2 separate regions of the Mus musculus genome follow, and region 2 is linked to region 1. A link is a loop called in an ENCODE intact Hi-C map of the cell type or tissue named here. Cell type or tissue: gastrocnemius. All regions are shown on one strand. Each heading gives the region's core, and the rest is flanking DNA. Links, peaks and the distances in the headings are about the cores only. Region 1 holds the start of Clasp2 (CLIP associating protein 2). Region 2 holds the start of Gm29825 (predicted gene, 29825).

Region 1 (11,768 bases), core at 1-8,000:
GGTGTGGCTCAGCCCCTTAGCACATACCTTTAATCCTTCTGGCTGAAATACAGACATGCCCTTAGTACACATCTTTAATCCCAAACAAGGAAGGTAAATTTAGTTTGTAGAAGGAAGCACCCATGTTTGAAAGTGATGTCTAATTGAGTGGTAGACAAAGTGATGAATCAGAGAAAGATCTGACATAATAAGCTATGTCCAACTCTCACAAGAAGAGAGAGGATAGGGAAGCTACTTGAAAGGCAGTGCAGAGAAGACAAAGGAGGCAGCTTTTCCAGATAGACAGGATGCAGAGGAAGAACAAGCTAGACACAGGTGAAGACAAAACAAGTCAGAGGATGAGAAGGAACCAGAAGATTAGAACAGATTGCTGGAGTTATTTTGAGGTCAAGCAGAGCAAAAAGAAGAGGGAAGAAAGGGGGGGGGGGAGAAAGAGGGAGGAAGCAGGCTAGATTGAATCAGTCATTGTGGAGAGGGGTTTTGAGCCAGAACAGCTCAGTTGAGTTGAATCAGACATCAAGTTCAGAAAGAAGCCGAAAACATTCTAGGCCTAGATAAGATTATACAGAGCTTAGATGCTTCCAGGGCTAGGCCTAGGTTAGCAGACAGAGTCAGCAATTGGAGACAGCAATTACTTTAGGAGAATAAAAGTTATGATTACAAGTTATTATTTTCAGGGCTATACAGAGAAACCCTGTCTTGAAAAACCAAAAAGAAAAAGAAAAAAAAAAAAAACAAGTTATTCTTTTCAGTCAGTTTGCTGTTATATTTATAGGCAAATGTAATTTTTTTTTACTCCTTAAGAAGTACAAATTAAAAAGAAAGAAAAACTGAACATTCCCATTCTCTTCTACTAATTTACCAGGGCTCTGACCTAAGCCAAACACGTCTTAGATCATCTTTTCTACAAAAAAAAGGACATAAGGTCACAGATACCGTGCAAACTTAGCCCTTAAGACAGACCCTGAGACTCACAAGGCCTGCTTTTAAAAGTTGTTCCTCATTTTTGTAAGAAGGAAACTGTATTAACATAATATTGCCACAAAATCTACAAGGCTTTTGGAAAAACTCAAAACACAAAGTCTATATATCACATATTACTAACTCGCATGAGTTTAAGTCTTTAGTTATGACTTCACCAAGAGAGTTAAGATCCCAATCATCTAAACATTTTAACTTTGATATCAAACAACCTTTCCAATGGGACGTAGTCAAAACCAGACTTTTCCATGCCTTTGTTCTCCTGGTCTCCAAACTTAGCAGGCAGCATGCCTATCCTATTGCTCAAGAAGGCAGTATCCCTAATTACGGTTTCTCTTAACTCTCACACCAATCCAAAAACAACGACATACTGGACCTACCAAAAAATTATGTCAAGTGGTTAGCTGGTGGTACACACCTCTAATCCCAGAACTCAGCAGGTGGATCTCTGTGAGTTCCTGACCAGCCAGAGCTACATAGAGACCCTGTGTCCTAGTTTCTGTTCTACAGTTATGAAGAGAAACCACAGCCAAAGCAGTTTATAGAAGAAAGCACTTAATTGAAGGCTTGCTTACAGTTTCAGAGGACCAGTCCATCAGAGCAGGGAGCAGACTAGCATGACACTCAAACAGTAGCTGAGGGCTTACATCCTGAACTGAAAACTGGGAGAGGTGAGACCAAGCCTGGTGTGGGTTTGTGAACCGCCAATGCCCTCCCTCAGTGACGCACCTGCTCCAACAAGGACACACACACACACACACACACACACCTCTCCTAATCCTTCCTCAACAGTCCACCACCTGGAGACGGGAGTACTCAAGACTCAAATATATTAGCCTAAGGGAGCCACTGTCATTCAAGTCACCACATCCTGTCTCAAAAAAAAAAGAAAGAAAGAAAGAAAGAAAGAAAGAAAGAAAGAAGAGGAGGAGGAAGAGGAGAAGAGAGAAAAGAAAAAGAAAGAGAAAAGAAACAGAAAAAAAAAATCACAGCACTGTCTCTGCTACCAAACCAGGCCTTACTACCAAGGATTTCTTCTGCTATTCCTTTCCTTTCCAACAAAGAACTAAAGGACTGTCCCTCATATAAAGCCTACCACATTTAAAATAGGATCATGTGGCCTTAGATGTACAGTAAAATAGAGGCCAACCTAAGCCCCAGGAAACCCTGTTTCGAAAAAATAAACAAACTTAAACCCTGTACATCTGTATATCCACTGGCCTCCAACTTTATCTTAACACCATACTAATTATACTCTAGCTATGAGGGCTGGAGAGATGGCTTGGCAGTTAAGACCACTGGCAGCTCATCCATAGGACCCAGGTTCTATTCCCAGCATCCACATGGCAGCTCACAACTGTCTGTAAATCAAAGGATGCAAATGCCTTCTTCTGGTATCTGTGGGCACAAGCCATGCACACATACACAGACATGCATGCATTTAAAACAGCCACACACATATACAATAAAACAAAAAATAATTTTTTAAAAACTAAAAATAACCAGGAGTGGTGGCACATACCTTTAATCCCAGTCCTTAGGTGAGAGAAAGGAGGCAGATACAGGCCTATCTCTGTGAATCTAAGGATAACCTAGTGTACACAGTGACTTCTATGCTAGCCAGGGCTACATAGTGAGAAGTGAAATCTTGTGTCAATAAGTAAGTAAACAAATAAAACCCAAATAACAGGCTCACTAGAATAGAATACCCTCTAACAAACATTAGAAAAGGTTTTATGCTAAAATATTAAGTACTGAGAACTAGTAATTTCTGAAGGAGAAAACTGGGTGATGAGTGTCCTTGAGTAGAGAAGAAGGCGTGGCATCTAATGGCAGAACCAAGGAACTGACCTAAGGAAGACAGGTGACTCATTCATGTACCAGAAATAAAGACTAATGAGCAGCGCTACCAGAAAGTGTTTGACAAAGCTGTAAGGCCTGTGGCACTTCCAACTGCTTAAGTTGTCTCAGGCTAAGTATCTTGTAAGGAACATGGAAAGAATGTGTGAACATCAGATACTTCCTGGAAGGACTCTAGCCAGTTAGCTGGATGCTCAGAGATGTGACAACAGAGTTGACAACTGTGGTATCACTACTGCCACTTGTGGACAAACATCTGAGGGCTGCAAAGGCTCCAAGGCAATCCACTGTCAGTGTGGAGAACGAAGCCCAGCAGCTTCCTCTAGAGACAGTGAGCCAACATTACTAACGGGCTGACTTCCCACAATAGCCAGTGCTGCAACACAGCACAAAACAGCCATGCTGAGCACACATGTGCCTTGCTTACACAGTAAGGGGAGCTAGGTAATTTCTTCAAAAGAAATTAATACTCCCTGTATTTTAGTAAATATTAGCTTTCCCCAAGCCCCCTACCCCCCCCCCTTTTTTTGAGACAGGGCCTCATCATATAGTCCAATCTGGCCTTAAACATTATAGGGGAAATATTTTCTTCAGTGATGCAGTCACTAATAAGATGCCCATGTTCCTTTATTGAACCCTTCACCCATACTCCTTTAAATAACCTTAAGCTTACTGATTCATTTAATCAAAAAAAAAAAAGATACAAAGGTAGAGAGGAACTATATGGAAATAGCAAGAGTGGGAAATAGCGGTGAAAGTGAACAACGTACATTACACAGATGCATGCATGAAGATGCCAGTGAAACCCATTATGTACATTTGATAATATGTGCTAGGAAAACTTTATTTTAAATCTTGCTAAGTCTAACCTTCCAACAATTCCATAAAGATCTCATCATTAAAACTGCTTTTCTTGTCTCTATAGATAGAAGCTTTCAAAGTACAGCCTATTTGCTGGATACATCACTAAGAATCGTTCCATCCACGGGAGCTCCCGCCTGCATTTTAAAGCAATACTGCCACCAGAAGACTAAAAAGAAAAGTAACCACTAACAACTCCAACTAATTACAGAATATTCACTTTTCTCCATCGGTGGCTACATAACAACTCCCTGATGCTGACCGGACACCCATTCCTCCTCGTACCTTACCGCACTCCTCCCCATTCCCGCTTCGTTTGCAGCATCAACTAAACCATAGTGTTTCAAATCTAAGTTCGTCCCAACTGCGGGAAAACAAGAGAACTGATGAGTGGTCAACGGCTTTCTGCTGTCAATTAAGGGAAATGTGAATAAATGCCATGAGATGAGCAGTCCTTCCGTGCGAAGGACCTGAATACGCGCTAACGGTGCTTTTGGGTGATCTCAACCTTCACGTAAAGACTACGAAAGAAAAGAGGGAGAAAGGGAGAGGGGAGAGGAAAAGAGAGGAGGGAGACGGGGAGGGAACGACAGAGGAAAGAGAGGGAGGAAGAGAGAAGCAAAAAAGAAAAAAAAAGGAAGAGAGGCGGAGAGGGATGAAGAGAGGGTAGAGAGAAAAGAAACTGGAGATTAAGTATAACAGCAAGAGATGAACTTGACGGTCCAACTTCACGCCGTACTCAAACGCCCCATCTCAGCGCAGGCGTTGCCATCGGGCGTAGACAAACGTTACAAAGTCTTAAAGCCTTGGGCCGCAAGTTACCACTTTGTAAAGCGCCAAGCAACACAGCAACGTGTCACCGAACCGCCGCCTGGGGCCGTACCCCAAGCCCTGGGGGGCGATGCCAGCGCGTCCCCGGACCCCGGCGGCAGCGCGCCCGCCCGCCCCGGCCGCGCGCCCGTTCGCACCGCCGCTCACCCGGTAGTTGCTCGAGCCCACCCAGCGGGTGAGCGCGTCCACGGTCTTAGCCAGGCGGCTCGGATCGTCCTCCAGGTCCGGGATGGCTCCGGGCGTGCCGAGGCAGAGCAGCAGCTCCTCGCCCGCCTGCAGCCGGCCGCTCACGTCCTTCTGCAGCACTTGGGCGCAGAAGTACTCGGCGCCGCGGGGCTCCATGGCCGCGCCCGCCACCCCTCACACGCCCGTCGCCCCTTACACGCCAACTTTCCTCGCAGCACCGCCGAGGCGCGGCGGTGAAGCCTCCGGGACGCGCCGACACGCAGAGACGCCGCTGCCTGGGGTGCGGCGGCCGGCGGGGGACGGCCCCCCTAAACTAATCAAACTCGGCGCCCCCCGGTCCCAGCCCCGCTTCAGAGGCTGCGGCTGCCGGCGACGTCAGCGCGCGCGTGACGTCAGAGCGACGCGCCCGGCCTCCAGCCCGGCCTCCCGGCGCGCCCGAGCCCCTGTGGGCTGCGGCCTGTGGCGCTACTGATGGCCCGAGCCTTGGGCTGTCGGGGCCGTGTGGGTCGCCTCGCGTGGGCGACCCTGGAAGGCCAGTGTGGGAATTCCGGCATCTCCGGCGATTCGCTCCGCCGCCATCATCAAGACTCAAAACTTTTTGGTACTTCTCTCCCTGCCCCGCCCCTGCCGTCTCTTAAAACCGGAATACACGGGTCGCGTTCTTCCTCGGCACAGGCCTGGCTGTCCCTTCCTGCTGCCACCCCCACAGTCGCCCTGGAGGACTTTCTGTTTCCAGTTGATACCGAGGTTTTGCAAATGGATCCACATTTTCTCTTGACGCACTTTCACCTCCCACCCTCACTTCGGGAAGCCCCCAGACCGCCGTTACCCACTAACCACCTCTGCCCTGGGCGACTTTAATTTGATTTTTGTTTGGACAGAGACTAAAGGCAGCACAGGATGTCCTCGAACTCACCCTACAGTATGGTCTTACATTTCTGGCCCTACCCCTGCCTCCCAAGCCTGAGCCACAGAACTCGAGTTTTGTTTGGGGATGGCTGGGGCCGTTAACTTATAAGATTTCTTTTTATTTCATGTGTACGTGTGTGCACCTGAGTGTGCCCGCTTGCAGAAACCAAAAGTTCCAGGAAGTCAGATCTGGATGGAGTTAAGTGGCAGTTGTAAGCCACCTGATGTGAATGCTGGGAACTGAACCTGGGTTCTCTGCAAAAGCAGCAAACCCTCTTAACTGCTGAGCCATCTCTCCAGCCCAGTGTTGTAGAGAACAGGTTTAGCTGTGACACTTGGACGAGTCGGGAACTCAGTCTCTTGCATTCTAAACTTATTTCTAACATGGTAGGGTAATTTTCCATTTTTTAAAGTTATGTAACTCCACACTGTGTTCTTTTTCCTTTCCTCCCCCTCTCCCAGTTTCTTTAACCCTGATCCCAATATCCCTAGGGCTCAATCTGCTGCTGTAATCTTTGGGTCTAACTTCTCATAGCAAAATGTTGGTATTTCATTCCATGAAGTACGTATCTTAAAAGTCTCTACCTTTTTATACTTAATCCTTCCCCGTTATACTCTGACTTGTTGATCCATCCGTCCATATAGCAATAGGCCTCTGGGTTGTTTGCAGTTTTCCATAATGGTTGGCATAAGCACCTGAGTTTGGGTGCCCTTGGAGGCAGAGGCATCATCAGATCTCTTGCAGATGACTTAGATTCGATTCCCAGGATCCACATGGCAGCTCACAACCATCTAGCTACAGTTCCAGAGGATCCGATGCCCTTTTTGACTTCTAAAGGCGCCAGGCAATGCCCATGGTACAAGTACATAAAATACCCATAACACATTAAAAGTACACATACAAATAAATGTTTTTAAAGTATTTTGAATTTTTAAAATATCATCCCTTAAATAACACAGGTGTTGCTTTGAATGTTGCCATTTAGGAACTGTCTTTCTCTTGGTGGAGCACCCCAGTAATCCTAGCACATGGGCAGCAGGAGGGTCAGGAGTTCAAGACCAGCCTAGGCTACTGAGATCTTCTTTCAAAACACAACAGGAGCCGGAGAAATTGCTCAGAGGTCAAGAGTGTTTGTTCTTGCAGAGACCCAGGCTTGAGTCCCAGCACCTACACGGCAACCCACAGTTGTCTGTAACCCCAGTCCTAGGGGGTCTAACCCTCTCTTTTAGTCTCCTTGGCCAATGGCATGCATGGAGTGCATATACAGATATGCAGGAAATACAGTCATACACATAAACCTTTAAAAACACAAAGGTGCAGGGAAATGAAAGGGTTAGATGGAAATTTAGAAAATAAATTGATATACTGAACCTCCCTTCATGATCAGTCACGAGAATGCATCTAGAAACATGTCTATTTTTAACAGGACTGGAATGGTGTATTGAAACACAGGAGCCTGACTTCCCAGCCTATTTATCTGGGAAAATAGTGGAAACTCTGAGTAAATTTTTTTCTAATGGGAGTTTATTGTCCATACAAAAGCTAGGAAAGAAGTGACCACATGGCTAGTTTGAAGTCATATTTTCAACAAATGTCCACCAAGAAAGGCATTGTGTTCTCTCCTGGGTGGGGTATTAGGGAACAAGTGGGAGTGGCTTACTCAAGATTTGGCACAGCCCAACTGGAAACAACACAGATGTTGGCACACAGTAGAGTTCTCGTAGCAGTATCAGTAGAATGACTCCATGAGGACAGAAGTGGTTAGACACTTGCCTGGCTGGGAAAGAGGAAAGAAGACGGATCCGAAACAGCAGTTGAGTTGTAATACTTGGAACTGCGAGTTCCTCATGTGACATCTCCACACCAACAATGGTTTTGACCTCCTGACTCCTCATTGTGTGCGGGAGTGCAGGACTCCTTCCTGTAGCCCTTTAATTGGAAAAGAGCCTCGACTGGATTTTTTTAAGATTATGAGCTAACTGCTTATAAGGGAGAAGTCAAATCCAGAAGGAATTTAAGCTCCTCTGTGGGAAAAGAGCTCAACACCAACATTTTGGTTTCAGAAACAGGAATGTCAAAAATGCTGAATCTGCACTCAGGGCAGAAGGTTCCATTTTGCTTTGTTCTGAAATTTTTATTACATTATTTATTGGGGGAAGGGGGCATGGCAAAAGCATGGAGTTGTGCATGTTCCCACTTGAAAATACAATATAAAAGTAAATATGAGTTGTCAGCCTCCAACGCAGTTCCCCCATCTTCACCTGTAGATTTGCATGTTCTCAGACTGGCTCTCTACGGTGATCGTAGCTGACCTATGAAAATGAAAGACAGCTATGCAAGTAGCGTTTGACTTCTTTTTTTTTTTTTTGTTTTTTTTGTTTTTTTTGTTTTTTCGAGACAGGGTTTTTCTATAGCCCTGGCTGTCCTGGAACTCACTCTGTAGACCAGGCTGGCCTCGAACTCAGAAATCCGCCTGCCTCTGCCTCCCAAGTGCTGGGATTAAAGGCGTGCGCCACCACGCCCGGCTCGCGTTTGACTTCTTAAATAATTCTTGAGAGGAAGCCAATTGCCCTGTCAAGACAACAGGGCAACTGCTCCTTGGTAAAAGCCAGGAGATGACGAGACCTTGGAGCCTCCCTGTGGCCTTCAGACAATCACAGCCTTGGCTGCTGTCTTAGCTGTCACCTCAGGAAAGAACCAGAGCCAAATAGTGGGAGAGTCTCTCAAGCTGCTGCCCCGCTGAGCTGTGAGAGATGATGAATGGTACCCTTGTTCTAGGCTAGTCAGAGTGAGGCAATTCACCCCAAACCACAGATGGTGAATACAGCAAGTCAGGCAAGCAGACGTGCAGCACAAACTTTTAGTATATTTTTCTTATCAGAAAGCTCTGCTAAGTGAAATGGAAACGTGCCATTTAAAACATACATTTGCAGGCAACAGGGACGTGATTTTATTTCAGGACTTTGTAGATATTTTTTTGTTACAAAATATTTTTAAAATGGTCTTTCATCAAGTGGAAATTCTTAACACTGGATTGGTGGGTCCTTGTAGACTTTCAGGAAGCCTCCTGTTCATGCAATGGGATGGTATCTTTACAGTTTGTTTTTCAGAAATCTAACAGGTTCTCATCCTTGCTTTGGAAAAAGAGTAATAATTGATTAAAAATATCCAAACTGAGACCAATCCCGTGGGCAAGAACCAATCCCTAACACTATTAACAATACTCTGCTATGCTTGGAGGTGGGATCCTAGCATAACTGTTCTCTGAGGCTTCACCCAGCAGCTGACTGAAACAGATGCAGAGACCCATAGCCAAACATCAGATGGAGCTCATGGAGTCTTGGGGAAGAGTTGAGGGACCCAAAGAGGACAGGGACTCCACAGGAAGACCAACAGAGTCAACTAATCTGGACCCTTGGGGACGCCCAGAGACTGAATCACCAATCAAAGAGCTAGCATGGGCTGGACCTAGGCCCCCTGCAGACATGTACAAGATGTGCAGCTTGGTCTTCATGTGGATCCCCCAACAATTGGAATGGGGGCTGTTCCTGAATCTGTTGCCTGTCTGTGGATCCTGTTCCCCTAGTTGGGCTGCCTAGTCTGGCCTCAGTAGGAGAGGATGTACCTAGCCCTGCAGAGATTTGATGTGCCAGTGTAGAGTGATACCCAGGAAGGGGTCTCCTCCTTCTCAGAAGAGAAGGGGGATGCAAAAGGAATTGTGGGAGGGGAGGCTGGGAAGAGGGGGGATATTGGGATGTAAAGTGAATAAATAAATTAATGAAAAAAATAGTATGTTGAGGGGTTGGAGAGATGGCTCAGCAGTTAAGAGTGCTAACTGCTCTTCCAGAGGACCTGGGTTCAATTCCCAGAACCCCAATGGTAGCTCACAACTGTCAGAAACTCCAGTTCCAGTGGTATCCAGTGTCCTCTTCTGGCCTTCTCAGGCCTTAGGCACACAGGTAGTGCACAGACATACATGCAAGCAAAAACTCATACACACAAAATTTTTTTTAAAAAAATGTAAGCATCATTTAAGAAGCTAGGGGTTTAGCTTAGTTGCAGAGTATTTGAAGGAAAAAAAGTGACATTTAAAGTCAGTATCGTGACACATAACTGCAATGTCAGGATTTGGGAGACTGAAGCAGGGGGAAGTCACAAAATTGAGACCATACTGGGCTACATTGCCAGACCCTTCCACAGGAACAACAACAAAAAGTGACATTCAAATCAAATTATGCAACTGTCTAAGGAAACTGTGGGTGCCCTGACTAAAACATGATAAAATATACAGCTCAATTTAAAATTGCTCAGAACTTTGATATTGATTTTTAATTACCTTGGGAAACTGAAGAGGAAGGAAAGAAGTTAGTGATACTTTAAATAATAGATATTTCCAAATTTGTTTAGGACAGAAAACAAGTTGCCAATCTGAAAATTTGTTTTCCTGTAAAAATAATATTTAAATATCATTCGGGATCATACATGATCCATACACAACAGCCGTTTCCTTTCATTTAAATAAATATATGTTATTGGCAAGGCAATTGTTAATTTGTTTTTAACTTAACCTCTTGGATATCCTATTACTGCCCTGTGTCCTGGAGACTGCAGCTTTAGATCTGCAGAACTTGACCCTTCATGAGCTCCAGCAGTTCATGAATGGGGGTTGGGTGGGCCAGCTCAAAGCCCTGGATTGGGCCTTAGTGGTAACTGAGCAGCACTGTCCCAGCTAGCTTACCCAATGCTGCAGCCATCAAGGAGTGGGGCCCACTCTCCTGTTCTCATGCCCTCAGGGCTGGCTAACCTGCCCCTTAGCCACCAGGGCCAGCTCCACTGTACTGCCCAGGTAAGGTACAGGCCCAGCTCTCCTGGGTGCTGCAGCTGGCCAGTGTGAGTGATGGGGCCTGCCTGGAGCAGGTAGCAAGTGGGGGAGGGGTCTCTCTCTCTCTCTCTCTCTCTCTCTCTCTCTCCCTGCTGGCAATTGTTAATTTGTAATGGGGACATCTATAAAGGTATTAGTATGAAATAAATGATAAGAATCATTTTCAGGAAGATAAGTCTTAGCTGGGTGTGGTAATGCATACCTGTAATCCAGCCCTCGGGAGCTTGGTAGGCAGAGGAAGGCAGTGCATGCCTAATGTGTTCCACAGTAAATTCCTGGCTGGGTGGTGCTACATAGTGGGACCCTTTTTCAAAAAGAACAGTCTTTAGCACTCAGAATTTTCCAGAAACAAATATATGGGCACATGTAGAGATGAAACCAAGTATATGACAGAATCCCAGACTAGCCCAACTCTGTCCCAGAACACTTTGTTGCAAACAGTTCTTTTTCTGCTTTCTGGGAAGGGCAGCAAAAGGTACATGTTGTTTCTGAAACTCCATAGACTCACTCTGTAGACCAGGCTGGCCTCAAACTCAGAAATCCGCCTGCCTCTGCCTCCCAAGTGCTGGACTAAAGGCGTTCATCACCACTGCCTGGCTGAGAGAGAGAGATTCTTAAAAGTCTAGTGGTGGTACACATCTTTAATCTCAGCACTCAAGAGGCAGAGATGGGCCTGGAGAGATGGCTCAGTGGTTAAGAGCACCAACTGCTCTTCCAGAGGTCCTGAGTTCAAATCCCAGCACCCACATGGTGGCTCATGACCATCTGTAGTGGTATCTGATGCCCTTTCCGGATATGTCTGAAGACAGCTACAGTGTACTCACATACATACAATAAATAAATCGTTAAAAAAAAAAAGTCAGATCTTTGAGTTCTATGCCAGCCTGATCTACAGAGTGAGTTCCAGGACAGCCAGAGAAACCCTGCCTCAAAAAAAATCAGAAAAGAAAAGAAGCAAAAGGAAAGCAAAAAGGGAGGGAGGGAGGGAGGGAGGGAGGAAAGAAAGAAACTTATCTGCCCATCCTCCTTTGAGTTGCTATGAGGGTAAGGGGGCCGGCTGCTTGGTTTGACCTGAGTGCCTCAGTTTTAGCTCTTACTGAGCTGGGCACGAGGAAGGCCTAGACACAGGAAAACAGAGCTGGTTATCCTTGGGATTGTTCTTGTTATGCTGGCAGCCAGAATCCTTTCTTCTCTATGTTGGGGACATATGGTCAGGTCCTAGTAACGAGTAAGTCCTGTCCATGCGGTCATAGTGGC
Region 2 (11,936 bases), core at 1,860-9,859, 370 kb before region 1:
AAGTGTCTATTCTAGTCTAGCAAGTAATTCACTCTACAGAAAAGAATGAACTTGAACTTGTGTTTCTCCTTCCTTCACTTCTCTAGGATAAGTATTAATAGGATGAAGCTATCCTGAGAACATTTTATGTAGAACTAAGATACAGACTTTGGGTCATGGACATCCTAAGCATGGTCTGACAATGACACAACTGAGCTACTTCATATTCTCACACTAGTTTCCCTTAATCAAACCACAGTGTAGCAAAGTGCTAACACTATAGATGAACTATGCAGAAAACACTTGAAATAATGATATTGAGTCATGTGGTTCGCTGCTGAATATATCTTCTCAGTATTCACACTTAAAATGTGGAGACTGACCACTACTGAGAGGAAAGTCTCTTGGAGCATAGAATGTACCTCCCTTTTGTATGTGTATTCCATGGAAGTGGTAGTTTACTCCTGTAGTCAGAGGCAGAGTAACCCTGTCTCAAAAGAAAAACAAACAAACAAACAAACAAATAAAACCAAAGCAAAAATATCATATATATTTTTTTTAAAATTGGATAGCAAAGATCAGTATCTAGGTGGTGACCAGAGTTCTTAGTGAATGCTTTGCCTTAGCTGTTTTGTTCTTTGTGTTCATGCTAAATAGTGTCAATCCTTTAAAGCTTTTCGCCAGGTTTTACTAGAAGGAACCAACCAAGCCTAGCATGACCTCCGTTCATATACATGTAGCCAGTTTCAATGGAGCACAGAGTCAGTAATCTGCACAAAAACATGGGCTTTTCTTTCATCCTTGTTCATGTCTGTAGGCAGGTGAATTACACTGCCCAGGTCTTCTGAGCACTGTGGTAGTCCCAGCAGTCTTTGGGATTCCTGTAGCTTTGAGTTATTACAGGCTGATGCTAGAAAACTGGAAAGTCTTCCCTGTTTTTATTTTTTACGCCCTCTGTTGGGTTAAATCTAATGCTGCACTGCATATCTAAAGATCTCTGTCACTTACTCTGAATCTTGGTTTATTCATCTGCCTAGAAAAATGCAAATCAACCTACCACATGTGGCTGTGGCAAACTTTAAACACATGAGTAAATTGTCTATTCTGACTTTTTTTCAAAACTTTTTCTCTGTAGATTGAGTTGAGTAACTTGGATATCTGTGTAGATAAGATAGGTTTAGAGGCAGCCTCGTGAACAAAACAACAAACTAAAGAGGTCACAGCTGTACACACAGGGCTACAATTTCTCACTTCAGGCATCACTTTTTTTAAGAACAAACATCTGATTTTTCAATCAATACAAGCTGATTTGCTCACTGTGGTGCAACCAGACAAAAGACAAGCAGTATTAACACAATTCATATCTAACACATGTCTTCAGCGACTGCAGGATACATACTGTTCCGGCGTTTTCTGGAGCCCACCTGTAACATACAGGAAAGAAAACACTTAAGAGACTTAGATGATGCTCAATCCTGTTTGTACAACTCTTTGGTTCACCTCTTGACAGGACATAATTGTACCAAGTTTGTCGAGCTAATCAAATCTCTTACTAATCTACTGACTCTTACTGACTATTAGAGACTCAGGGGAAATGTTCCGTATTAGTATATTATGTGATACTGACACAGAATACCTCAAGATGCCTACTTTGTGACAAAAACTAGAGTGTTTCCCATATTTACTGACTAAGTGCCACATCAGGCAACCTTATGCATTGGCTTCTACTGAAGGTTAGCTGAGTTACATGACAATATGGTGAAGCTAACACCTATTTAGTGATACTATCCCCTTTTGGGATGCACGCCAATCATTTGCATGCATCCTTATGTCTTAAGTTCTTGGCACCTGAACATGCCATGCTAGGACATATGATGCTTCCTCTACATCCATCTTTGGGGAACATAATCAGATTCAACCTAAACCACAGGCTCTAGAAGCCATAAAAGGAGTAAACGCTTATGTAAACATTCAAGTCTACATGAATGATATGCCTGCCACCTTCTGAGTGAAATTTACATACTGGTATTGAAGGCAGAATATTATTGTCCAGAAGACAGTCTGCCCTGACTCAAAGTCACTACCTGATACAGTTCTAATAAATCCCGATCTGATATAATTACATTTCCTTTTCCTCCTAAATAAAATATTTAATACATGAAACACTTAATCAACTTTACTTTTTCAAGTGTGCTATAGTCATAAACACATGCGGGAATCATTAAAGTAATTTTCTCTTATATAAAGGAAGAGGGCTTCTTACGGTCAGTGAGGATTTTGTCCGAGGACGGTCATCAGTTGAGAAGGGTGTGTCAGTACATTCTTGAGGTAGGACTAGAGGGACAGAAAGTCACTGTCAGCTCATGGCACCACTTATTTACACAAGCATTTTGACATCGATAAAAGTGTACTGAGGCAGTACATGTGATTAGATTCAGTTAGGCTACTACTGGGCTGTCTTTCCTGATGGTGAGTATAGGCAAAGACTAGAAAACTAAAAAGCTTTTTTTCCCTTTTTTTTCCTTTTGCTTTCTAGAGGACGGGAATATAAAGCAACATAAGGGTCTATGGTTTAATATGTAACTACCTAGTGCATGGATTCAGTTTGGGAGGGAGCACATCCAAGGGCAACTGTTGGTATCTAGTTATGCCTTCTATTATTTGGGGTTCTGGGGTTAGAGACAGAATATCAGGTGCAATGACAAGCACCTCTACTATCAAGACATCTCATTCTCCTCATTAAAATAAATGTCACGATGAAACCACATATGATCATCCTTCCCTTTAAGCATTTTGAAACCCAAAAGGACTGAAGAATCTCTTCATCACATCTCACAAGCATATTTCAACCTCCATCAGTTGACACATTCTGATTCTGCATTCATCATAAACACAGAATTTTAGCTTTTTAACACATACATTTTCCTGGGGAAGTGAATTTAGTATAAGGGACATGGTGTAACTATATTGATCCATTCATCCTTTGACATGCAATAATTTATTGACTTCTGGAAAACAATAATAAGTACCCTGTGCCTTGTTTCTCCTTTTATTCTCATGTGCTTTGTAGCATCCAGATTAAAAAGAACAGTGATAAGGAAGAGGAGTATCTGGATCCTGCTGGCCATTCAAGTCCTCTAACTCAGCTCTATGTGAGAGTTGCTCCAAGGGTAATGGGGGCTCTAAAAACTGGGTAGATATTCTGAGTACTTGTGTCACTCTCCCAGGTTGTGGCTCACAAGGTCTCTGCACTTTTGAGGGTAACATTTGTATTTCCACCAGATATCAATTAAAGATCTCTCTATTTGTAGTTGGCTTTAGGCCAGGTGTGAGGATAAGGATCCCAGTCCTACGCATCTGTGAGCTGACGAGAAGGGCTGGTACTTCCTTGCAATGACTAGGTTGAAATGTGACAGTGGTGTCCTGTGATAAAGTGACCATGGATTTGATGTCATAAAGTAGATAATGCCTAGGACTTCTACAGACTTGAGACATCCTGACGTGTACACTGGAAACCTACCATCTTGGTTAATTAGCTTTTCACAAATATGAACCTCTTTATATTTAGGTTTTGCCCAATTCATCAAGAAAGCTATAGCTCTCTGAAGCAGTGTCAGGATAAATAAACCACATCACACGTGAAAACAGCAGGAAGGGTTAATACATCTTTTCAGCACCATGTTTCTACACGCACAGAACGATTACCTCTGCACACTATTCTTTTTGTTCACCATATACGAACACTATGCTCACGGATTACTGTAAATAATTCCTGACTCTCTAGTTAGTTCACCAGTCTAATTCATCTATTCTCTACTTCATTTGTTGAAATAGTGATCAGTCATCCAGAACAAAATAATCAACTTATTGGGTGATACCTCACTCCAAAGAGATGTGGGTCACAATGTTACCTATTTGTGATGTCTACAATTCAGGATAAATCATAAATTATGGATTTAAATTATTCAATATGGAGTAGGTACACACTCTAAACCTTCACATATGTGGAAAAGACATACCTACATTTTAGTGAATAAATATACCTAATAAGAAAATGACACGGAATGTTTGTTAAAAATGAAAATAGGCACACATTATAGTGGGAGATTTATATCATAATTTATCCCCACCACTGTGAAGCCACTCCTTTTTTCTGAGGTTAATAATTTCAAAACAGAGAACCTTAGTTATTTCTTGGTATGTTTATGATATAGTGTTATGTCTATGAAGCACAATCTTGAGGGAGGAAATACAAATATATATAGACGCATACATACATACAAACACATTAAATTCTAATGTCAAAATATTTTGTAGACTAAAATATAATATATAATAAAACATAATTCTAGAGCCAGGCGTGCTGGTGCATGCCTTTAATCCCAGCACTTGGGAGGCAGAGGCAGGCATATTTCTGAGTTTGATGCCAGCCTGGTCTACAGAGTGAGTTCCAGGATAGGCAGCGCTACACAGAGAAACTCTGTCTCAAAAATAAAATAAAATAAAATAAAACATAATTCTAATAATACAGCAGTTATAAGTATTTACACAAAATATTTTGAGAAATATTAACCAGTCTAGTTGAAGCAAAAGCACTAAATGGCTAGTAATATCATACCTCGGGTATCACAACAGTTACCCATTATACTCAGATTCCAACACTACTATCGCTCTGTAGTTATAGACGTGTACTCTGAGGAAATCTCAAAGTATACTGGCACTCAGCTCTCAGGCCTGAACATAACTAGGTACGGGTCAGCCATAAGTCACAGAGCTTGCATAGTGAACTCATAATCATACCATGACAGCCAACATCTGCTACTTAGGCGAGTCTGCGCATACAAGTTCAGGACTACAGTGTGGGTTATTATAAATACCAATGTTCTTGATCTAAGAACGATCAACTACAAAGTTAGTTTTCTCTCATCTGCTTACATGGTTCTAAAGAACCCTGTTTAGATGCCTACTTCACAAAGGTCTTTTTCAATCTCTTTCTCACACATCAAAATGTGAGCTGTCAGCTACTGCTCCAGGGCCATTTTTGCCTGTCTGCTGCCTTGCTCCCTGCTATGATGGCTATGGATTCTAACTCCCTGAAACTTTAAACTCTAAGTTAAATATTTTCTTTAACAAGCTGACTTGGTCATGGTGTTTTATCACAAAAAAAAAAAAAAAATAGAAAAGTAACTAAGACAGCCCCAACCATGTGTCTATCTGTCCTTAATAGTTCAATTAAAGACATAATTAATGTAGAAAGATTAATTGGAGGTTTCTACCCCACTTTTGATCATTTACCTCCCAAATAAAGACACAAAACTTTTAAATTTATAATAAGCCTTAAAAGCACTAGAGCTGGGCAGATATCCACCCTTTATGCTAGTCAGTCTACTTTCCAGTCAATGATCCTCAGGGACAACTTGCCATGTTTCTCATGGCCCACTCCTTTCCAAATGTCTGGCCCTCATTGCCATGTTCTCACTTTCCACCTACCCCTGCATCTTCCTTCTTCTTCTCTTTTCTCTCCTGGTATTCTCTGCCTCAGACCCCAAGCCCCGCACCTGAAGCCTTGCCTACCTCTCTTCTGCCCAGTTACGAGTTGTCAACCTGTTTATTTAACCAATAGCTTTAAACTAAGGAGCAAGTTTCCATAGCATCACTTGGTATATGCGATGATTTCCTCTTGACCAAGGATCTCCTCATTGCAGCAGCCAGATCTTGGGGACCAGCATTGATCACTACAGTGCATAGCAACAGACCAAACGCCAACACACAATGAATACTGAAAAGCAGAAGAGAAAGAGTAATAAACTCTTTTTAAATTTTTTTTTATTTTTTTTTATTTTTCCAGCTTCAACCCCACTGGACAGGTTTCCATGAAGGTTGCCCGGGCTTCTCTTCTGCATTCCCACGGAGCACCACAAGATGGCACCATATGAAAGCCTGTTGATGTTGGATGTGGTGGTACATTGGGAAGAGGAACAAAGGTCTATTGACTCCTCCACCAAGACCATCCTCAGAATCCTATGAGGTTTAGTTTTAAACGAAGTCCTCTGGGAAACTCTCTTCCTGTCTCTGACGCCTCTTGTGCCCTGTGGCCTGCCTAACTGAGGTGTCTGCCATCTCTTACAGGGAGAGGTTGTGGAGTATGTGGACGACTTTTTAGAGATGGACGAGTCTGTCTAGTCCACAGGGGCTAAGGAACCTCTCTTCCGCGTTCCTCTTTCTTCAAGTGCCTGGGTTGTTGATATCTCACAGCCTTCTCTTCTTAAAGTAAGAAGGAAGCCACCATCTCTCCCTACCAAGGACAAGCCTGACTTCCCCTTGTTCACACTCAGTATTCACGCTTGTCTTCATGGTTACACGTCTTCATGCCTGTCTTTCCCTTCACACATGTGTTCCCTTCATCTAGTCTGTCCTCCTCAAAGTCACGTTCGTCTCCCCTCTGATCCCATGTGTCTCCCCCATGTTCAGAAAGACAGTCTTCTGTGGTCTGCTTTCTCATCCCTGAAGAAAAATCAGTATTATTTTTTAAGTAAGAAAAACACTAAAAGATGATAAATATATTTGGAGAATTTCTTTGGTCTCTCCGTCCTTCCAGACGTTCCTCTCCTTTATGCCACTTGTTAAGGACAAAAGGTGGCAGAAGATAAAGGCTGAGGTTGGGGCCTCAGGGTCACCTTCACTTGGTTCACTCGGCCTAACCTGAGCTCCTCCTTGCTCACAACAACCGAAGGTGGCCTCTGCTCAGTTTCTTGGAGTCCTCAGAATACACCAGGGGTTACAATGTCATTTAATGTGAACAGTACCCGGTTATAAGTCTCAGGGTTAGAAATGATACAGGCCAGGGGTGGATTTAGCTTTCTTTATTCTCCTAAGGCCTGTGGGGTTCCTGTTCCACATTAGGCATTTGACTGACAGCAGAGGTCCCATGCGGAGTCACCAAAGGAAAAGCTGCTTCTGTTAGTTCCTGGTCTGGGAGCTGCAACAGAATACATGACACAAGCGACTTCGGAAGGGTTTGTCTGACTCTCAGTAAGAGGGTGGACTCTATCGTGCTATCATGTCACGGTGGTGGGAGGTCACAGTGGGTGGGAGAGAGGTCACGGTGGTGGAGGTTTCGGGGGAGGGGGGGTCACAGGTGGGGTGGAGTTCACCATGGTGGGAGTTCACACTGGTGGGATGTCACAGTGGGGGTGGGAGGTCACGGAGATGGGAGGTCACCATGGTGAGAAGTGGTGCAGGGTGGATTTGGGAGGGGACGTCATGGCGGCAGGAGTCACAGCAGCTTAAGTTCATGATGGAGGGAGGTCATGGCTGCTGGAGCATCTATCTGTAGGCAGGAAGTAGAACGCTGGCGATAGGCTCACTTCTCTCTATTCCATCTGGGGTCCAGCCCCTAGACAGGCCTAGCTGCATTTACCGTGGGCTTTCCCACCTCAGGTAAGGAAACCTAGAAACCCCGTCTCAGGCCTGGAGTCTCAAGTCTTGGGTGATTCTGGATGTTGACCTTTGATGTTAACCACCCGCCCTGTCCTCACAGCTTGGAGTCTGCAGGAAGAGGAATGCTCATGTGTTTGTAGGAACCTCGGTTTCCTAGTTGTAGGATGCTGACTGGAGAACAAGCAGGGAGGAAGCAGGGAGGAGCAGGGGTTGGAATGAGGTTGACAACCGATCGGGTTGACTGATAAGGTGAGATTGGCCTTGGGGCATCAAGTCTCAGGGTGTAGCGATTGTCGATCTAGGACGCTGCAGGGAGACCTGTAGGAGAGGCATGGACCCAGGACCTAGGAGGGAAGGCTGGGCAGGCATGTGGGCCTGAGACAGATGCCCGACAGTCTGTAGTTAAGCCTTTGGGTTGTGCTGAAGGGTGCCAGCATTCGGGTTGCACGGTGGCGTGTCTGCAGGCCCCACAGTCAGTCACTCACTGCCCTGCCACAGGAAACCTGAGCAGAGGGTGTTGGGGATGGGCTGCTGCAGGGTCTCCCAGAGCAATGGCTGCATCCATTCTAAGTGGTTAGATTCTATGTGGATTTTGAAAGCGCCATCCTGGGAGTTGATAATGGGGCGTGCGTGTTGAATGTAAGAAGTCTCAAAGACGGCAGCAGAATGTGGGCCTGAAAGATAGGAAGAATGACATCTCATTTACCAACATCGGTGAGAGGCTAATACTGTCAGCGAAACAGGGTTTAGAATGGCCCAGGAGACAATCCTCTAAGCATGCCCGTGAGGGAAGGAGTTTCGATTGGTAAACGGAGGTAGAAAGACCTACCCTAACTGTGCTTGGCCCCTCTCCTGGGCTGGGGCCCAGGACTGAAAAATGAGAAAGTGAGCTGGCACGGGTGTTCATCTCTCTGCTCCCGAGGCGACTGAATGTGACCAGCTGGTACCTCGCCCCGCTTCTTCCCACAGCGGAATGTCTTCCTGAACCGTACCCTGAAATAAACCCTTCTTCCCCTAAACTGCTTCTTGTCAGTATTTGGTCACAGCCACAGGAAAGTGACTAATGGCACCAGTGGGCGGGGAAGGGATCTGGCACAGAGCTGGTGGCCTGAGGTTGGTCTGAGAGGCTCAGGATGCAGATAAAATTTGGAATCATCAGAGGGCAGAGCCTGAGGCGGGGACCCAAGTATTTTCTTCTTCACCTACTGGCTGGCCTGGAGCGTGGCCGGGGCAGGAAGGAGGCTGGGCTGGGGCGTGGCCAGGGCAGGAAGGAGGCTGGACTGGAGCGTGGTCGGGCTGAGGCTAGCTGCTTCCCCAGAATTCCAGAGAACGTCCTGGCTCCTGAATTTGCCTTAAGGCCCTTGTCTTTAGAGTTAGGGTAAATAATATGGATACTGTTTGAGTTGGGGCCTTTAAAAGTTGGGTACCCAACTCAGCAGTGTGTTCCAGTATGTTCGAGGCTGACAATGCTGTGGTTTGAAATGCTACAGTTTGTTTAATCAGCAACAGCTTGGCCTGTCCTTTAAAAACAAAACAAAACAAAACAAACACAAGATTTCTTTAAAGCAAGCAGTGTAAGTTTATGGGGATTTCCAAGTCTGCGCTGAGATGGTCTATTTATCCTTTGTGCCCCCCCCCAGGATGGAGCAAGGGCTATCTGTGAGTGACCCCATCACAATGACCCATCTGATCAACTCTAGGAAATTCCAGAAGTCTGAATGTCACACCCTAAGGGCTATCTATCACTTGTAGCCACTCAGACTCAACCTATAATCTGGTTTTGTATTTTGAGATCTGGAGCCTCGATTTATAGCCCGGTCTGGTCTTGAACTCAAGATAGTCCTCCTGTTTCAGTCCCCCAAGTGCTGGGATGATGGGTGTGAACCCCATACCAGCCTTTAGACTTGACTTCCAGAGAGGAGAGATACCAAGGAAAAGTTAGTGTATGCACGTGCATGTGAGGTTGACCAACAGCCTATCAGGTTCAAGATTACTTCTTGTTGTTTTGACACGGGGTCTCACTGTGCAGCCATGCCTAGTTTAGAACTTGCTACTTAGACCAGGCTGGCCTCAAAGACACACAGATCCCCGTGCCCTGTCTGCTGAGTGCAGGGATTAAAGGGGTGAGCCAACACACAGATTCTTTTCTTCTTCTTTTTGTTCAAGCTGAAGATGACCTTGAACCCCTGATCCTCCTGCCTTTGACCTCTCCAGTGCTGGGGTTACAGGTGTGAGCCATCACCCTTGAAATAAAGGGAACCTTGGGATGCACAGCAGGCAAGGGGTGTGTGTGTGTGTGTGTGTGTGTGTGTGTGTGTGTGTGTTTTGCACACACGCAGTATTGGGGAGTGAACCAAGGGTTTGGGCATGCTAAGCAAACACTGAGCACTGAGTTCAGTACCTGAGTATCTGTCTGAGTTCAAGACATTCTAATGGCCACTAACTGGGGCTCCAGTCACCTCTAGAATCCAGGAGAGCTGCTGGGAACATTACCCACAAAGCCTGCCCTAGGAAGGAAATGGTGCTCTTAGGAGCCCTTATTAAGGGAATGTTAAGCACAAAAATTTTATTGAACGCAACCCAGTGGCAAACAGAAAAAGATCTGTTAGATTGTCAGTGGGCAAGGGCTTATTATAGCCACTGGGGGAATGAACAGTGGCCAGTTTCTGCCAACTTTTATGGAAATAACTTTTTTTTTTAAGTTTTAAATGTGAGCTGCAAACCAAAGCTACTTCAGTTTTTTTTTTTTAAATCAATACTTAAACTGTGGGGAGAAGATGGATTGGTGCCAGAGAAAACATTCTCACTTAATAGTGTTTGAACATGGATGGCAGCACAGTTGGTAGCGAGGCTGTGAGAAGAAACCACAACTAATCGTTCATCGCAGCTGTCTGAACTCTTGATCATCTGCCATCCCCCAAACAGCGACTTCTTTTTTCTGGTGACTCCAGACTTGAATGACCTAGTGTGGGGGAGTAGAAGCTATGTACACGGGGTGGGGTGGGGAGAAACTTAAGTGAGCCCCAGTCAGAAGGTTTATATATTGCCCTTCCTGTCTGCAGCCAGGGGCAGGACCAGTCCCCGGCTGCCTTGGTAGCATGTTCCTGCAAGAACAGACACCAGGGTAGCTCAGGCTTGCCTGAGCTGACCAACTCATACCCACTCAGGGCAGTGGGGGCTGACCCACTCATACCCACTCACTCAGGGCAGTGTGGGCTGACCTACTCATACCCACTCACTCAGGGCAGCGTGGGCTGACCCACTCATACCCACTCACTCAGGGCAGCGTGGGCTGACCCACTCATACCCACTCACTCAGGGCAGCGTGGGCTGACCCACTCATACCCACTCACTCAGGGCAGCGTGGGCTGACCCACTCATACCCACTCACTCAGGGCAGCGTGGGCTGACCCACCCATACCCACTCACTCAGGGCAGCGTGGGCTGACCCACTCATACCCACTCACTCAGGGCAGCGTGGGCTGACCCACTCATACCCACTCACTCAGGGCAGTGTGGGCTGACCCACTCATACCCACTCACTCAGGGCAGCGAGGGCTGACCCACTCAAATCCAGCCAGGCAGCAATGCTGTGCGGGTGCTTTTTGTTTTTTGTGCGAGTGCTTTTGAAAAATCTCTCGGTAAGGTCAACAGCTCTCTCCTAGTACCTCAGAGCATCTGCCACAGACTCCTGGCTTGGGTCACTGGTGGCTTTGGTTCAGTGCCTTCTTGGAGCTAGTATGCAAGATATCAGTGCCTCCGTTTACAAGGTGAAGGTAGCCATAAGTTGTGGTGGTTCATGCCTGCAAGCAGGAGCCTGAGCAAGGAAGAACATGAGTTCAAGGCCAACACAGGGGGTTCTAGGCCAGCCTGGGCTAAATAGCAGGATTGTATCTTAGAAGCAAAAGGAACAGAGGGAGGACTGGGAAGCAGTTCAGCTGGCACGATGCTTGGCGTGTAAACTCCTGGACCTGAGTTTGATGCCAGCAGCGTGTGAGAGGCCAACAGATGTAGTGGTGTGTGGTTATACTCCCGGCACCGGGGAGGTGGGAACAGGCGTGTTTGTGGGATTCATTGGCTGGCCAGCTGGCCTCCCTAGATCCCAGAGAAAGACGCTGTCTCAAGTACCACGGCTCCTGAGGGATGGCACTTAAGGCTGACCTCTACCAGCACAAGTATGTACACACAAAGGAAAGGGATTAGTAAATATGGCTGGTAAATGCAAAATAGAGTTTTGTTTCCCACAGTAACGGTGAGCAGCAGCCGGAAATGTTATTTCTGGCCCTGCCTACCCCTTGAGTTAGGGTGGTATGTTCAGTCTCTGTCTTGGATTAAATTAGAACTTGGAAAATAGTTGGGAAAGGAACCTTTTTTTTTGAAGGTAGTTTAAGTGTTTTATTTTGGTTATTTCCCACTGTTTCTCCTCCATTCACGGAGCTCAGGGGTCGGAGCCACACCCAGTCATTCCAGGATGCTACTGCAATGGACTCTGTTCTCTCAAGTCCTGAGACTTCTGA

Evidence for each region. Hi-C counts contacts between places; a loop is a spot of excess contacts. Peaks named below come from ENCODE experiments on the same cell type or tissue, not always from the same donor. Only the 100,000 strongest peaks of a DNase experiment are listed, where the experiment ranks them.
Region 2: a loop joins it to region 1, with 5 times the contacts of the local background. A loop is called at or near these places in 8 of 42 quality-filtered maps.

The regions. Positions count from the first base shown.
Region 1 is chr9:113,734,788-113,746,555 of GRCm38, reverse strand. It overlaps Clasp2 (CLIP associating protein 2), which reads right to left and starts at 5,083. Exons shown (of 40, transcript NM_001114347.1): 1 at 4,681-5,083. The coding sequence starts at 4,875. It overlaps Gm38623 (a long non-coding RNA gene), which reads right to left. Exons shown (of 4, transcript XR_001779313.2): 3 at 10,714-10,815; 4 at 6,733-7,941. In gastrocnemius, for the core only: a CTCF peak has its summit at 3,867; DNase peaks (open chromatin) are centred at 3,934, 4,729 and 5,093; H3K4me3 peaks cover 2,581 bases; H3K27ac peaks cover 4,277 bases.
Region 2 is chr9:114,110,847-114,122,782 of GRCm38, reverse strand. Gm29825 (predicted gene, 29825) reads right to left here and starts at 4,695. Exons shown (of 27, transcript NM_001378688.1): 1 at 4,598-4,695; 2 at 2,243-2,313; 3 at 1,379-1,403. The coding sequence starts at 4,622. In gastrocnemius, for the core only: a CTCF peak has its summit at 5,903 (motif pointing right); DNase peaks (open chromatin) are centred at 5,896 and 7,134.